2 separate regions of the Homo sapiens genome follow, and region 2 is linked to region 1. Evidence: read pairs that join two places in POLR2A ChIA-PET (ENCODE). Cell type or tissue: PC-9. All regions are shown on one strand.

What was found. ChIA-PET counts read pairs that join two places held together with the same protein. Peaks named below come from ENCODE experiments on the same cell type or tissue, not always from the same donor. Only the 100,000 strongest peaks of a DNase experiment are listed, where the experiment ranks them.
Region 2: POLR2A ChIA-PET joins it to region 1 with 17 read pairs; 2 of 35 experiments call an interaction of 5 or more read pairs at or near these places.

What each region holds. Positions count from the first base shown.
Region 1 is chr9:122,927,233-122,935,232 of GRCh38, forward strand. ZBTB26 (zinc finger and BTB domain containing 26) reads right to left here and starts at 4,280. Exons shown (of 2, transcript NM_020924.4): 1 at 4,205-4,280. It also overlaps a transcript of RABGAP1 not described here. RefSeq lists a silencer at 4,052-4,391. In PC-9, no CTCF peak of the experiment used is centred here; DNase peaks (open chromatin) are centred at 4,009, 4,389 and 4,833; H3K4me3 peaks cover 3,258 bases; H3K27ac peaks cover 2,498 bases.
Region 2 is chr9:122,300,526-122,308,525 of GRCh38, forward strand. The region is part of intron 5 of MRRF (mitochondrial ribosome recycling factor); the gene reads left to right. Among named protein-coding and RNA genes, the nearest start is that of MRRF, 40 kb to the left of the region's middle. In PC-9, no CTCF peak of the experiment used is centred here; no DNase peak of the experiment used is centred here.

The DNA.
Region 1 (8,000 bases):
TTCCTCTTCATTTATATTTATACAATCCTTCCACAATTATAACTAATTTGAAATTTTCCCTTTGTTCAAATGAGGATAGTAAAAAATGACTAATTACTGAATATTCCAGGTGGGACAATGTAAATTGCTATACTACAGGCAGTGAGAAAATAGTTTCTTTTCTCAAATGCTTCTAATAACTACTGGCAAGTAAAATTTTTCTATCTGTATAATAAATTCTTAAGCTAGGTATCAGTTTGCTTCCTCACCTGTCTCATAAAAGTGCCCTTATCTTTCAACTTACCACTCAAAACTACTTGGAAATCTTTGTCCCTCATTGACATGGTATGTTCTTTTTCTAAAGAGGCTGTATTATACTACAGCCTTTCTCTCTATAAACCTTAATCTTGTTCTTCTTTTAGGTAACTTTCATGACACGATACTCTCCAAGTTATCAAGCTTTTGTTTCAACTTTTAAGTAATATATACAGAATGTATTCTTCTTGAAAAATTTTTGAAGATTTTAGATGTAATTCCCCTTCTCAACTGCCTACCACTCAGTATTCAGTTTAAGTTTGATCCTTCCTGACTCTCCCTCCTTGCATTTTGTTTATTTATTTATATATTTATTTATTATTTTTTGAAACGGAGTCTTGCTCTGTTGCCCAGGCTTGAGTGCAGTGGTGCAATCTTGGCTCACTGCAACCTCCACCTCCGAGTTCAAGCAATTCTCCTGCCTCAGCCTCCTGAGTAGCTAGGATTACAGGCATGCACCACCAAGCCCGGATAATTTTTGCATTTTTAGTAGAGATGGGGTTTCACCATGTTGGCCAGGCTGTTCTTGAACTCCTGACCTCAAGTGATCCATCCGCCTCGGCCTCCCAATGTGCTGGGATTATAGGCATGAACCGCTGTGCCCGGCCCCTCCTGGCATTTTAAAAACAATACTTCTATATGTCTAGCCACAAAAGTATAACGTAATTAAGTTTCTTATACATAAACTATACATATTGTTTTGCAACTTACTTTTTTCACTCATTGTTTTTGAAAGCAATTTATGTTGATGAATATAGATTTAATTCTTCTTTTGATTTTTTTTCATTTTTTGAGACCAAGTCTCGCTCTGTTGCCCAGGCTGGAGTGCAGTGGTGTGATCTCGGCTCACCGCAACCTCAGCCTCCCAGGTTCAAGTGATTCTCATGCCTCAGCCTCCCACCTCCCAAAGTGCTGGGATTACAGGCGTGAGACACCACGCCCGGCCTAGTTCTTTTTTTTGAACTGTTATGTGGAAGTGGGCAAATTACTTAACTATTGAACTGTTTTCCACCATTGTTTTGCTGGTCTGTTCTTTGAGGCTTCACTAAATTGTATAAGGGTAAGTATCTCTTTCAAAGCTAAGTCTCCAATTTTTTGCTATTTTTTTCAAAAAGCCTGTCTTCTGTTTCTCAATGTTTTATTACCTCCCTATGTTAACAATCCCTAAATCCCAATCCCCATGGCCAAACTTAACCAAACTAAATCTCAATTCAAGGTACTCAAAAATACCTGTTCTAGGCTATTTCCCTATCACTTGAAATGCATGATGCCTGCACTCATGCACTGTCTAAACTTCAATAAGCCAAAAAAATTTCTTATGGAGAATGGCTTGGAGAAAAGTACAAGGAAGCATTTTAGTATGTGATTACTCTAAACAGATCAAGACAGAATGGCATGGGCCTGAAGAGAGACAACAATAATATGGATGGAGAGGGGAAACAGATTTGAGAGACATTTCCAACAAAGAACTGATGGGCTTGGTGACCAATGTGGGGAAAGGGTCAAGATGACTCCAAGATATTTGGTTTCTGTAACTGGATATCTTTGATGAATGTCATTCAGCAAAGCAGGGAATATTGGAGGGCATGATCATGAGTCTGGTCTTGAGCCAGAGAAGCCTGCATGACATCAAGGTGAGGATTCATGAGCTGGATGGATATGAAGAAAAGATCTGATTACAGATGGTAAGTGATAAATGAAAGCATGAAAGTGGAAGAAATTAACCTAAATGGGCAGAGAGTGGAAACGGACTTAGGAAGAAAGAAATAAAAAACATATCAAACATAAATCCTTTACTTACCTTCTTCTCAACCTGGGTCTCTTTCCAAGCCTCTCCATTCTTATCAATGAGCCTCTCTTTGCTTAAATGTTTCCCACTCCTTTGGCTCCTATATTCAGTCACTGCATAGAGCAGTGGGTAAAACCATGGACTCTGGAGCCGTATTTCCTAGGATCAAAACCCTGCTCAACTACTTTCTGTGTAAACTCAAACCACTCTGCTTCAATATTCCCATCTATCAATAGTAATTTATTTCATAGGGTTGTTATGGAAAATAAATGATTTAATTTTTTAAAGAGCTTAGAACAGTGTCTGGTATGTACCCTATAAGCATGTGTTAGGTATACAAATAAAGCCTGTCAATTTTCTTTGTGAAATGCTTTAAATGTGTCCTATCCTTATTCCCATTTAACACCAAACCAGCTGAGGTACCTAATATTTCATAGAGTATCACCTCATCACTGTACTAAATTGCTTTTTAAAAGGTCACTAATGACCTCTTCATAAAGAAATGCAATACTCTCCCCTCCCCCAAGTCTCCAGATGCTCTGCATGAATTGATCCAGTGGTCTCTCCTCGAAATTCCCTTCTCTTGATTTCTGGGTCTTCTTGCTTGCTGTAACCCTGCACTCCTACACTTTATTGCCTACTGCTGACTACTACTAGCTCCAATTCCTCTTTCTGCTTCATAAATGCAAGCATTACCCTCCCCCCCCAAATTTCCTTATTTTTCAAAATTCTCTTCCTGATGCCAGCTATTGCCATGGTTTCCACTTCTATGCTGATAACTCAAACTTTTACCTCTAGCTACAATGTTTAGGCTGAGCTAAAGATTTGCATTTCCAACTCCATGCTGGACAGCTCTATGTGTCTGTCTCATTAGACCTTTAATTCAACATGTCCAAAAAATGAATTCATAATCTACACTAAGCTTATGGCTTTATTTCTGATAATGGCATTACCATCCTTCAGCTCAGAGGTCTAAAACCTAAGAATTAGATTTGGTCCCTCACACTTCTTCAGCATTCAGTTAATTATGGAGTCTTGACATAATCATCTCCAGTATATTTGTCTCCTTACCAATGACACCATTATAACTTATTTCAGGAATTTTTTGCCTCTCACTAGGCTGATCCCATTACCCCTTCAAAAGAATCTCCGATAAGCGTTCCTAACTTTTAGCTAAATGTCTAAATGCAGTTAATAGAAAGTCCCTTCTCTATGGGCTTTCTACAGAACAAAATGATTTCCTGCAGTGCAAATCTGACCATATCAATATTCTGTTCCGAACTCTTCAAAAAACTACCCATCTCCTTTAGGATTACACCATTCACCATCTGGACCTCGGTCGACTTTCCCAGTCTCATATCCATTCTGTGCATAGGAGTCCCCCCATTTCCTCCTCTTCCCACACAAGTTATGCTCAGTCATTTCTCCACAGTATTGCAACTGTCTTCCCTGAAAAACTCTTCAACACTTTACTCTCTCCAAGTACAATTCAGACATCACTTTCTTTCTAAAGCCTTCTCAGCAACGGCCCCTTGAGCAATTAACACATATGTGACTGATACATACATACATATATATACACATAGGAGTACTTATTTGTTCAGATCTGGCTCCCAAACTTAATCCCGAAAACTGGAACAATATCTTGCCAATCTCCAGTGTCTGGTATAGCGCCAGTAATATAAAAGGTGCTGCGACCAGTGGCCAAATAGGGGAAAACCCCAGCAAAAGGGTAACCTAGCACTCACAGTGGTTCTCAAAGACTGGCACTGAATGCCTGGTCTTGGGCTGGCTCCCGAGGCTCGTTTTCTTAGGGCCTCACCTCTGGCACTTCTTATAAGATGCCAGAGTCAGGCCCCCAAGCCAACTGCTGGGCCCTCAGCTGGGGTCCTATGAGGCGGTCCCAGGGGCATCCTCAGGCTCCCCACTCCAGTCACAGGGAAGGGAAAGGGGCGGGGCGCAGCGTGGGCCGGGCCAAGGGCTCCTCAAGTCCCCAGGGGCCTAGGCCAGCCTCTCGGCTCCCATCCCAGTGCAGGTCCCGGTTGATCCAGGGCCCCAGGGGGGTTCCATTTTGAGACACCCCGCACCCCAGCCCGCCGCTCCGGCCGTCTCCGCACTTACAGACCCGGGGGAAGGCCGCCGTCAGGATCCGGCACCGCCAGGAGCTCCGGCCCCTCGGGGCTCCGGGAAGGGGGAGGGGCAAGGAACCCGAGCCAAAGGGGGACCCAACGGAACCGGAAGGGCAGCCCTGGCCGGACAAAGACAACTTCCAGGTCCCATGGTCCTCTCCGCCAATCGGAAGGCTCGGAGGACAACAGGGGCCCCGAGAGGGAATTTCTGCGTTGTGGGCGGGGCGCAGACGGAGGGCACCGTACTCTGGGCACTAGCTTCACTGCCTACTACCCCGAGGTGCCTTAGCTCGTAAGCGTCTGTGGCTCAGGCCCTGTGCGCCTCGCAGGGACCCGCTGCTCGGGACCCCCGTCTCAGCGGCTCTTCTGTAGCTGGGCCTAGACGGTCCGCTGCCTCCTTGGGCCTGAAGGGCTCCTCTGCACTTAAACTTTGGTAAGTCTTTTTAGCCTAGGGGTGTAGACTCGTCGCGCGGGAGCCCGAAGAGCAGAAAGCTCTCCCCTCACTTTTGGATGTGTTTTTCAGGGTTCTTGCCTTGGAGTTCTTCCTAGGGCAAACTCTTGCACTCCCATGGCTTCCGTTACCTACTTCATGCTGACCATTCACAACCCAGGCAGCTACATGGACGAGATCTCCAGCTGTCCTGATGTGAAAGTACCTTTTAATGATCTCAAGTTCATCTCATCTCCTATCCAGACCGGAAAACTTGAGGATCCTTCTAGAGTTCTTTTCCTTGCCAATCCAGTTTACTGGTTTTTGACCATTCTTTTCGTTTTTGGTGGTGGTGAGGGGCTTTTTATTGAGGTAAAACATGCGTAATGTTTATTACTTTAATCATTTGTAAGTGTAAAACTTGATGGTCTTGAACTCTGGAGTTAAAGTGATCCACCCTCCTCAGCCTCCCAAAGTGCTGGGATTACATGTGTGAGCCACTGCTCCCAGCCTTTCCCTCTTTTTAATGTAGTTATTTACAACTATACATTTCACTTTGATCACTGTTTTCACTACAGCTCATAAGTTTTTGTATGTTGTGTTATTTTCATTCATTTCTAAGTATTTTCTAATTTCCCTTTTGATTTCTTCTTCTTTTTTTTTCTTTTTTTTGAGATGGAGTTTCGCTCTTGTTGCCCAGGCTGGAGTGCAATGGTGTGATCTCGGCTCACCGCAACCTCCGCCTCCTGGGTTCAAGCGGTTCTCCTGCCTCCGTCTCTAAAGTAGCTGGGATTACAGGCATGCGCCACCACACCGGGCTAATTTGATATTTAGAGATATGGAGACGTGGTTTCTCCGTGTTGGTCAGGCTGGTGTCGAACTCCCGACCTCAGGTGATCCACCCGCCTTGGCCTCCCAAAGTGCTGGGATTACAGGTGTGAGCCACCGTGCCTGACCTTGATTTCTTCTTTGACCCAGTTGTTAAGAGTGTTGTTTAACTTTCAGATATTTGTGACTTTTCCAGTTTTCCTTCTGTTATTAATTTATAACTTCATCTGTGTGGTCCGAGAAGATACTTTGTATGATATCTATCTTGTAAAATATTATGAAACTTGAATTGTGGCATACAGTCTGGTGAATACCTCATGTGCTTTAGAGAAGAATGTGTATTCTGCTCTTGCTGGGTGGAATGTTCTGTATATGTCTTTTAAGTATAGCTGGTTTATTATGATGCTTAGTTCCTCTATTTCCTCACTTATCTTCTATCTGATTCTTCTCCCCGTTACTGAAAATGGGGTATTGTAGTCTCCCACTATTATTGTAGAACTGTTTATTTCTCCTTTTAATTCTGTCCATTTTTGCTTCATGTATTTTGAGAGTCTGTTCCTAGCGAGGTAAATGCCTATAATTTTTATATAATCTTGTTGTAATGAGCCTTTTATTAATATATAATGTCTTTGTCTCTTATAACCTTTTCAAATTTTAAAATCTATTTTGTCTAATGGTAGTATAACTACATCAGCTCTTTTTCAGTAACTATTTGCATGTTATATCTTTTTTCATTAAATTATTATTATTATTATTATTATTATTATTTGCGAGGGAGTCTCACTGTGTCACCCAGGCTGGAGTGCAGTGGTGCCATCTCAGCTCACTGCCACCTTCGCCTCCCGGGTTCAAGTGATTCTCCTGCCTCAGCTCTGGAGTAGCTGGGATTATGGGCGCCTGCCACCATGCCCAGCTACTTTTTGTAAATTATTATTATTTTCTGTGACAGAGTCTTGCTCTGTCGCCCAGGCTGAAGTGCAGTGGCAATCTCGGCTCACTGCAACCTCCACCTCCTGGGTTCAAGCCATTCTCCTGCCTCAGCCTCCCAAGTAGCTGGGATTACAGGTGCACGCCACCATGCCCAGTTAATTTTTGTATTTTTAGTAGAGATGGGGTTTTACCATGTTGGCCAGGCTGGTCTCAAACTCCTGACCTCCCACCTCGGCCTCCCAAAGTGCTGGGACTACAGGCGTGAGCCACTGTGTCCAGCCCTTTTTCCTTGAATTATTGAAAAAAAAATTTTTTTGTAGAGACCGCGCCTTGCTATGTTCCTCAGGCTGCTCTTGGACTCCTGGCCTCAAGCTATCTTTGGTCTCCCAAAGTACTGCGGTTGTAAGCCACTGTACCTGGCCCTTTTCCTAACCTTTTCTTTTCTTTTCTTTTTTTTTTTTTTGAGACAGAGTCTCGCTCTGTCACCCAGGCTGGAGTGCAGTGGCGTGATCTCGGCTCACTGCAAGCTCCGCCTCCCGGGTTCACGCCATTCTCCTGCCTCAGCCTCCCGAGTAGCTGGGACTACAGGTGCGTGCCACCACACCCGGCTAATTTTTTTGTATTTTTAGTAGAGACAGGGTTTCACCATGTTAGCTAGGATGGTCTCGATCTCCTGACCTCATGATCCGCCCACCTCAGCCTCCCAAAGTGCTGGGATTACAGGCGTGAGCCACCACGCCCGGCCTCTAACCTTTTATTTTCAATCTATTTGTGTCTTTGGATGTCAAGTGATTCTCTTGTAGACAGCATTTAGTTGGAGCATGTGGATTGTGTGTGTGTGTTTAAAATTAATTTTCCCTTTCTTTTTAAAAATTAAATATATTTTTAGAGACAGGGTCTCACTCTGTTGCCCAGGCTGGATTGTAGTGGCATGATCACAGCTCACTGAAGCTGGAACTCCTGAGCTCAAGTGGTCTTCTCGCCTCAGCCTCTCAAAGTAGCTGGGACTACAGGTGTGCAACACCACACTTGACGCCTTTATTTTATTTTATTTTATTTTATTTTTTGAGACAGAGTCTCACTCTGTTGCCCAGGCTGGAGTGCAGTGGCGCAGTCTTGGCTCACCGCAGTCTCTGTCTCATGGGTTGAAGCGATTCTCTTTCTCAGCCTCCAGAGTAGCTGGGACCACAGGCATGCGGTCCCATCAAGCAATCCGCCTGCGTTGACCTTCCAGAGTGCTGGGATTATAGGCATGAGCCACTGTGCCCGGACTTGACTCCTTTCTGTCTTTAGATTGGAGAGTTTAACCTTGACTCCTTTCTGTCTTTAGATTGGAGAGTTTAAACCATTTAGATTTAAAGTAATTATTGATAAGGTGGGATTTATATCTGTCACTTCTCTATTTGTGTTTTATATGCTTTTTAAATCTTCATTTCTGCCATTACTGCTTTTTTGTGTTAGTGTTAGTTGATTTTTTTATCATGAAACGTTTGATTCCCCTCTCATTTCCTTTTGTGTATATTCTATAGATATTTTATTGGTGGTTACCATAGGTATTACACTCAACATCCAAAAGTTATAACAATCTAATTTGAATTGA
Region 2 (8,000 bases), 630 kb before region 1:
CTTAGAGTATTTGTTATTATCTAATCCTCCTGGTTAAGGAGTTCTTGGAAATGTCCTTTTCCTGATTATTTGGGAGTAAAACTAATAAGTAATATTTTATTTCTGTTTGCTGATTTCTCTTTTAATCCTTAATGCCCTCCTTCCTTCTCTTCCTCACTAACCCCCTTCCTGAAGCCCCATGTTCTTTTTTTCCCCTATCTTTTCCTGCATTTTTACAGATGGGAGGAGTTGAGTGATTATATTGGAAGTATCTTGGAATTTAACTTGCTTGGGCATACTGTAGTTTGATTGTTAATAAGCACTTGGTTTGTTCTTTGAATATGAGTTATGTGTGAGCAAGACCTCCTGGAAGGCATATCCCAAATAAGAAAATCTAGTGACTAGTCCTGCCTATGGCATGAGAATTTCTTTACGTTCCTGAAAAAGGCAAGAAGCCTTGGCTGTCCTTGGCACTCTCAGCCCACTGAACCGCTTCCTAAAGCTTCAAGATCGTTAGATAATTGCTATCGTCATTTTCCTCTGGGCATTTTTGGGGATGATAGACTTTATGGCTAGACTAGGCTCTTTCCCCCAGACTTTGTTCCAAGTTGATGATAGGAAGGAGAATGCCACTGAGACCAGGGAGTGTCCTGGATAACAGTAAAAAAGCCTTGAGTTATAGTTCCTCAGCCTAAATTCTTTCTCACGTGTTTATTCCCTCCACCCCGCCGTCCCTCATATGCTGATGTGCAGTTTCTCACGAATGATAACCAGGTTTTTCCAGGGAGAGCAAGCTGGGTAAGGCAGAGCAGGGTGGTCCCCAGGCTGAGGTAAATGTGGAGGGGAAGCTGTGTAGCTAGGGAGAGCTGCAGTTGACAGCTGCAGGAGCCAAGGTGGCAGTCAGAAAAACTCTAAAAAGAAAACCAGTAGAAAGAGCTTTGTGCTTTTAGGCTACTTATTTCAACTCTCTGACCCTTGGTTTCCTCACCTAAAAATGGGATCATAGAATATTTACTTTTGTGAAGATTTGTTGGGAGAAGCTCCTGTGAAGGATAGAGGGGAGAAGAGAACAGGAGTAGACAGGGATAACCTTCGGACAGCAGTATAGGTCTGACACCAGTGAAGAAAGGAAAGAAATTCAGTAAATGAGAGTTAATACTATTTTTTAAGTTGTCATGATCAGGTTAGCCATTGTTACTGAGTATTCTATGACTTTTCTGCATGGTGATTTTTTTTTTTTTCTTTTTGAGATACAGTCTCTCTCTGTTGCCCAGGCTGGAGTGCAGTGGCATGATCTCGGCTCACTGCAACCTCCACCTCCCAGGTTCAAGTGATCCTCCTGCCTCAGCCTCCTGAGTAGCTGGGACTACAGACATGCACCACCACACCCGGCTAATTTTTTTTTTTTTTTGTATTTTTAGTAGAGACGGGGTTTCACCATGTTGCCTAGGCTGCTCTTGAACTCCTGGCCTCACGTGATCCACCTGCCTTGGCCTCCCAAAATGCTGGGATTACAGGCATAAGACCATGCCTGGCCTGCATGGTGATTATTAACTGTTATGGGGGAGTATTGTCTGTCTCTACTGCCGTGAGGCGTGCTGCCTGTCATCAAGCTTTCTACCTAGGATACAAGTATTGTTCAATGTTGAGAACTAGATAGGCATATGGCATTTTTGTCACCTTCATTGAAATATAATTCACCCATTGAAAGTGTACAACTCAATGGTTTTTAGTACTGTATAGTCATAGAGGTGTGCAACCAGTTATAACCACAATCCATTTTAGGACATTTTCTTCATCACCCCAAAAAGACACTCTACCCACCAGCAGTCACTCCTGACTTTGACCGCAGAACCTTCTCCTAGGGATTGCTGTAGGCTATTACTAATCCACTTTTCTATCTCTGTGGGTTTCCTAGTTCTGAATATTTTATGTAAGTGGAGTCACACGATATGTGGTCTTTTGTGACTGGCTTCTTTCTATTTGCATAATGTTTTCAAGGTTCTTTCACGTTGTAGCACGTGTCAGTACTTCATTCTTTCTTATTGCCAAATAATATTCTATTATATGGCTATACCACATTTTATATATCACTTCCTCAGTTGATGGCCATTTGGGTTTTTTCTACTTTGGGGCTGTTAAATGAATACCACTGCTATGAACATTATTGTGCAAGTTTTTTGTGTGAACATGCTTTTAATTCTCTTGGATATAAACCTAGGAGTGGTTTATGACCAGTTAATTGCTGGGTCATATGGTAACTCCATGTTTAACTTTTTGAGGAACTTCCAAACTTCCACAAGGACTGCACATTTTAAATTCCCACTAGCAATATATGAGGATTTCAGTTTCTCCATTCCTTTGCCAACACTTGTTATGATTATCATCCTAGAGGCTGTGGAGTGGTATCTTATTACGGTTTTGATTTGCATTTTCCTGATGACTGATGGTGCTAAGCTCTTTTCATGTGCTTGTTGGCCATTTGTATATCTTCTGTAGAAAAATGTCTATTCAAGTCCTTTGCCCATTTTATAATTGGATTGTTTGTTCTTGTGTTACATGATTTCTTTATATATTCTGGATATTAGACTCTTATCAGATACATGGCTTTCATCTTTTTTAATTGCAAAAATAACATAAGTTTATCCCAAAAATTCAGATCCTACAGAAGTATAACGAAAAGTTCATTTATTGTTCCCCAGTTGTTCTTCCCAGAAGTAACCATTGTCAGTATATCCTTCCAGATTTCAAAAGATGAATATGCAAACCTAAATAAATATATTATATATATATATATATTTAGTTTACATAAGTGGGATGAAATGTCTACAATACCACAACTTGTTTTTTTCCCCCTTTGACTTAATATCTTGTGTACTTTTTAATTTTATCTTTTTGAGACAGGCTTTTACTTTGTCACTCAGGCTCGAGTACAGTGGCACAATCACAATTAGTGGCCCTAACCTCCTGGGCTCAAGCGATCCTCCCACTCAGCCTCCTGAGTAGCTGGGACTACAGGCATGAGCCACCAAGCCTGGCTAATTTTTAAATTTTTTGTAGAGATGAGGTCCCACAGTGTTTCCCAGGTTTTTCTTGAGCTCCTGGGCTCAAGCAATCCTCACCTCAGCTTCCGAAAGTTGTGTACGTATTTTCATGGTGATCGCATTGTTCTTTTGGCTGCCTAGAAATGCCCTTTTGAGATGGATTTAATACAGAGGAGGAAACTAGGGATCCGAAAGTTTAAGTAACTTGCTCATGGTCATAGATTAGTAAGTGAAGGAGCCGTTATTCAAACTTGAATCTGTCTGTTTCCAAAGCCCGGGCTCTTGCCATGTAATCACATTTGCTCCTTGGGCTGCCGACGTGAAACCTACTTCCTTTCAGTGGCCTGCCTGTGCTAGCTGCTATATTGCCTTGTGGATCTTGTTACAGAGTAGTGTCTATAGTTTGTACATTCCAGGAAGTACTGGTAATACCCTTTTCTACATCACACACACACACACAGAGTAGTGTCTGTAGTTTGTACATTCCAGGAAATACTGGTAATACCCTTTTCTAACACACACACACACACACACACACACACACACACACACCCTTTAGGGATATTGAAAGAAAAAAACTCTCAAAGATGAATGCCTCATGACCTGACTTGGGCTGGGGCAGCCACAAACTGCATTTGAGCAACTGCAGCTGCTTCTTTAGCCTTTTTATTCCCACTGCCTGCTTGCCATTGCTGCATTTGCAGAGTCATTCATTCTCCTGGTTTGTTCCAGTACACTGTTTCTTTCTACTTTCCAGGCCTGGGTAAGCCTTCATGCAGTTTTTGAACACCTGTCTTCTGCTCAGTGTTGCTTCCCACCTGGCCTGTGGCTTTTTAGGAGTGCATCTTGCTATTGCAGGTCCCAAGTGTGTGGAATGGGGCTCCTTCCCAGCGTAGATGTACCAATTGAAACACACAAGGATGTTCAGTCAAGAATCGAAAGCGTAGGATAGGCTGAAGAGCAAGTTGCCACCAACACTTATGCAAAAATTGCACCCAAAAGGACAGGCTACTCTTGTCTCTGCCCCTCCTCTCTTCTCCATGCCTTGTATCATGCACCTATTTATGGTACCTACCGGTTGACTACCACAGATCAGATCACTATTCCATTGCATTCCTCCATAAATTCCCTCTCTTCTTTCTCCTTACTGCTCTTGGACGTGTTGGGGAGTAGCATGAATTATATATCTAAGCCGGTCTTAATGTGAGAGTAGTACTGTTATTACCACCACTGGTAAGAATAGTTGCTAGATTTGTCTAGCACCAACAAGAGAGGAAATAGAGCAGAAGGCCTGGAATTTAGGAGTCAGGCTATACTGGACTCAAATCCTGTGTCTGCCAAGAACTTGTTGTGTGACCTTGGGCAGGTTACTTGATCTGTCTGAACCCCCACTTCCCACTTTTTTTTTTTTCCAGACAGGGTCTTGCTTTGTTACCCGGGCTGGGGTGCAGTGGCATGATCATAGCTCACTGCCACTTCGAATTCCTGGGCTCAAGGATCTTCCGGCCTCAGCCTTTCAAGTAGCTGGGAATACAGGCATGCCCCACTATGCCCAGCTAATTTTTTAAAAAAACCTTTGTAGCTGGGCACTCTCTCTCACACTTGTAATCCCAGCATCTTGGGATGCTGAGGCAGGTGGATCACCAGAGGTCAGGAGTTCGAGACCAGCCTGGCCAACATAGCGAAACCCCATCTCTACTAAAAATACAAAAATTAGCCTGGTGTGGTGGCACGTGCCTATAGTCCCAGCTACTCAGGAGGCTGAGGCAGGAGAATCACTTGAACCTGGGAGGCAGAGGTTTGCAGTGAGCCGAGATTATGCCACTACACTCCAGCCTGGGAGACAGACTGAGACTCATCTCAAAAAAAAAAAAAAAAAAAATTGTAACGATGGGGTCTCACCATGTTGTCCAGGCTGTCCACTTTCTAATCTGTAAAATCCAGGTACTAATACCACTAATGTCATAGGAATGTTATGAAGATTTACTGAGCTAATGCATGGAGAATGCATCAGCTCAGAGCTTGATACAGGGAAATGGCTCTGTAGCAGTTATCATTATTATTAGTACTGAAGGGGAGCAGATGACACTGGGGTCAGGTGGCTGGGCAAATATAAGTGGGCCTTGCTGTGATAATAATTTGGTCTCTCCTTATCTTCTTCTCTTGCTTTATTTTCTTCATACACTTTGTGTCACTTTATCTACTTAATTGTTTACTGTGTCTGTCTCTCTTTCACTAGAATGTGAGTGCTTTGAGAGGAGAGAGGAAGAGCTTTGTCAGTTTTGTTCATTGCTGTATTCCTAGGCCCTCAAACAGAGCCTAGCATGTAGTAAGTATGCAATAATGTAATCATTGTTTCTGGAACATTGTGCCAACTGTTGTTCCAGGTGCCATTTATGTATTAGCTAATATACTCGTAACAACTTTTGAGATCAGTATGTTATCTCTATCTTACAGATGAGGTAACTAAGTCACAGAGGAATGGGTTTTTTTGTGCCCAGTGTTACACAGTTAATAAGTAAAAGAACAGGCTGTCTTTCTCCAGAGCCTGGGCTTGTAGCCACTATGCTGTGTTCTCCCCCAGTAGGAAACATCACAATTACTTTTATTAATAATATTATTGATAACTTAAAATAGTTTATTACCTATATATGCAAAGTTCTTCAGCTGTCTTCTCTCATTTGCTCATAACACTGTGGAAAAATCCTGTATGGCCTCCCTCATCCCCCTGCACTTGACAGTTGAGGAAATAACAGATAATGTGTATTGAGTACATCCCATGTACCAGCACATTTATTAGCTTGTTTAATCCTCACAATAATTAAGTTGTTGTAAGAGGGACCGAATGGGAACAGAGGAGAACAGTGAAGTAAATGGTATTATACACATTTGACAGATGGAAAAACTGAGGCAGAGGTGAAATAACTTGCCCAGGGCCACAAAGCTAAAAACTGATAGATCTGGACCTCAAGCCCCAACAGTCTGACTTCAGAGCCCGTTCTCTTAAGTGCTTCACCTGACAACCTTGCGTTCAGAGAGGAAAAATTAAAGTCCACAGGTACTCAACTTGTAAGTGTCAGAGCTGGAATTGGAAATCAGGTTTGCTTTGACCACCAAACTTGTGCTTTTTCGCATGTATGATGGAGCTGAGGCAAGAGTTATGTCTACTCACCCCAAAACTTGGGTTTCCATCCTTCTGTGGCGACAGGGAAAGAGAAGACAAGTGACTTAAGACCACTCAGCTGGGAATGTGGAGCTGTGACCCCGACCTTAACCTCCTTTCTCATTTGGTCAGGCTGGGCTGTATTTCAGAATGGTATGTCTGGTTTAACCAGGCATCAGTCACAGAATGGTCCTTTGAAAGCAGGTGCCCAGTTGTGTCCCCAGAGAGAACCAAAATTACTACTGGTATTAGAAGTCCTTCCAAAATGTATGATTTCCTTGGGCTAAAGGGACACCTACAGAAGATCTAATGTCTTTATGAGACATTAATGTACGTAAAACAGGCTAGTGGGATGAGGCGAGGGTGGTGTCCCTAGAAGCATAGGAAATCTGGCTGGGCTACACAAACAAAAACATTTCCGTCAGGACCGGCAGCCCCAAGGCATGGGGCAGCTCCCACTGGCAAACAGTGAAGCAGGAACGTGGTGCTGCTGATTTCAGGCCCATGCTCCTGTAGGGGGGAGTCCCGGAAGCCCAGGGAGGAGGTGGCAAGGTTTCTGTCAGTGGCAATGTCAGGAATGTATCTTGATAGGCCATTCCTTGAAAGTGCAGCTTCCTTCTCCCTTAGCCTGCTCCCCACAGCTGCTGGAGCAGAATTCCTGTCCCCTGCTTTCCCCATTGCCTTCTGCTCTCCTCTGTTCCCATTCTGTTTCTCTCTGCTCACTATCTGCTCAGTTGCCTAAGCACCAAGTGGCTAAATCCTTTGTGACCATTTTCTCTCTCACCACTCGCATCCTATTCTCCCCAGGAGAGAAGTCCTGGAGATTCTGTAGTAAGAATAATTTACTCAGCTATCCTTTGTTGAGCTCTTACAATGCATACATATTGACAGCACGCCAAGTACTTATCCCCCATTATTTCATTTAATCCTCCCTTCCACCCTCTTTGTAATATTCTTACTCCCATTTTATGTAGGAGAAAACTGAGTTTGGAGAGGCTGAATAGCATACTCAAAATTCTGAAGCTAACAAGTGGCAGAGCTGGGATTTCAGCTTAGGTCTTTTTGGCCCTAAACCGTGTCCTTTCTACATTTTAAAGCCCCCTTCAAGTGTCCAAAGAGCCTTCTGAAGTTGAGTGTCTGTTGCATTAACAACTTTTTTGCTGTCATTACCTGAGCTGAGCCTGGCTTCCTCTGATATGCACCTGGTGTATAGCTTTGTACATGTGTTGCATTCTCATTGAAACAATAGGAAGTATCATTTCAGTCAGTGGGATTCTCTGTTGTGTGAGTTAGCAGTGGGGCATGCCCTCTGCTTATTGTTCATAGGAACATGCTCAAGGAATTTTTCAGGAAGGCCCCCATCCAGGATGTTACTGGAAGATCTGCCTGGTGGAGCTTGTACAAACAAAGTATGACCCTGCCAGCTCAGCCAAAACCCCTGCCTTGTGCTAGAGGCTCTCTGACCCTAGCGGAAAAGGCTTCCTCACCCAGCCAAGAAACTGCAACAGGGTGGGTCCTGAGCTCCCTGTCTACCTGCCTAAAGGCTCCTGGTCAGACTCTTGCCATGTATTTAGATCTGGTTTGTATATTGCTGTCTACACAAACTACAAATCTGATCAAGTTTCTTCTTATTTTAATGTAAAATATGCATTTTTAAAATGTACTGTTTTAGTCTTTTTTTTTTTTTTTTTTTAAGATGGGGTCAGGCCGGATGCGGTGGCTGACGCCTGTAATCCCAGCACTCTGGGAGGCCGAGGCAGGCAGATCACTTAAGATCAGGAGTTCGTGACCAGCCTGGCCAACATGGCGAAACC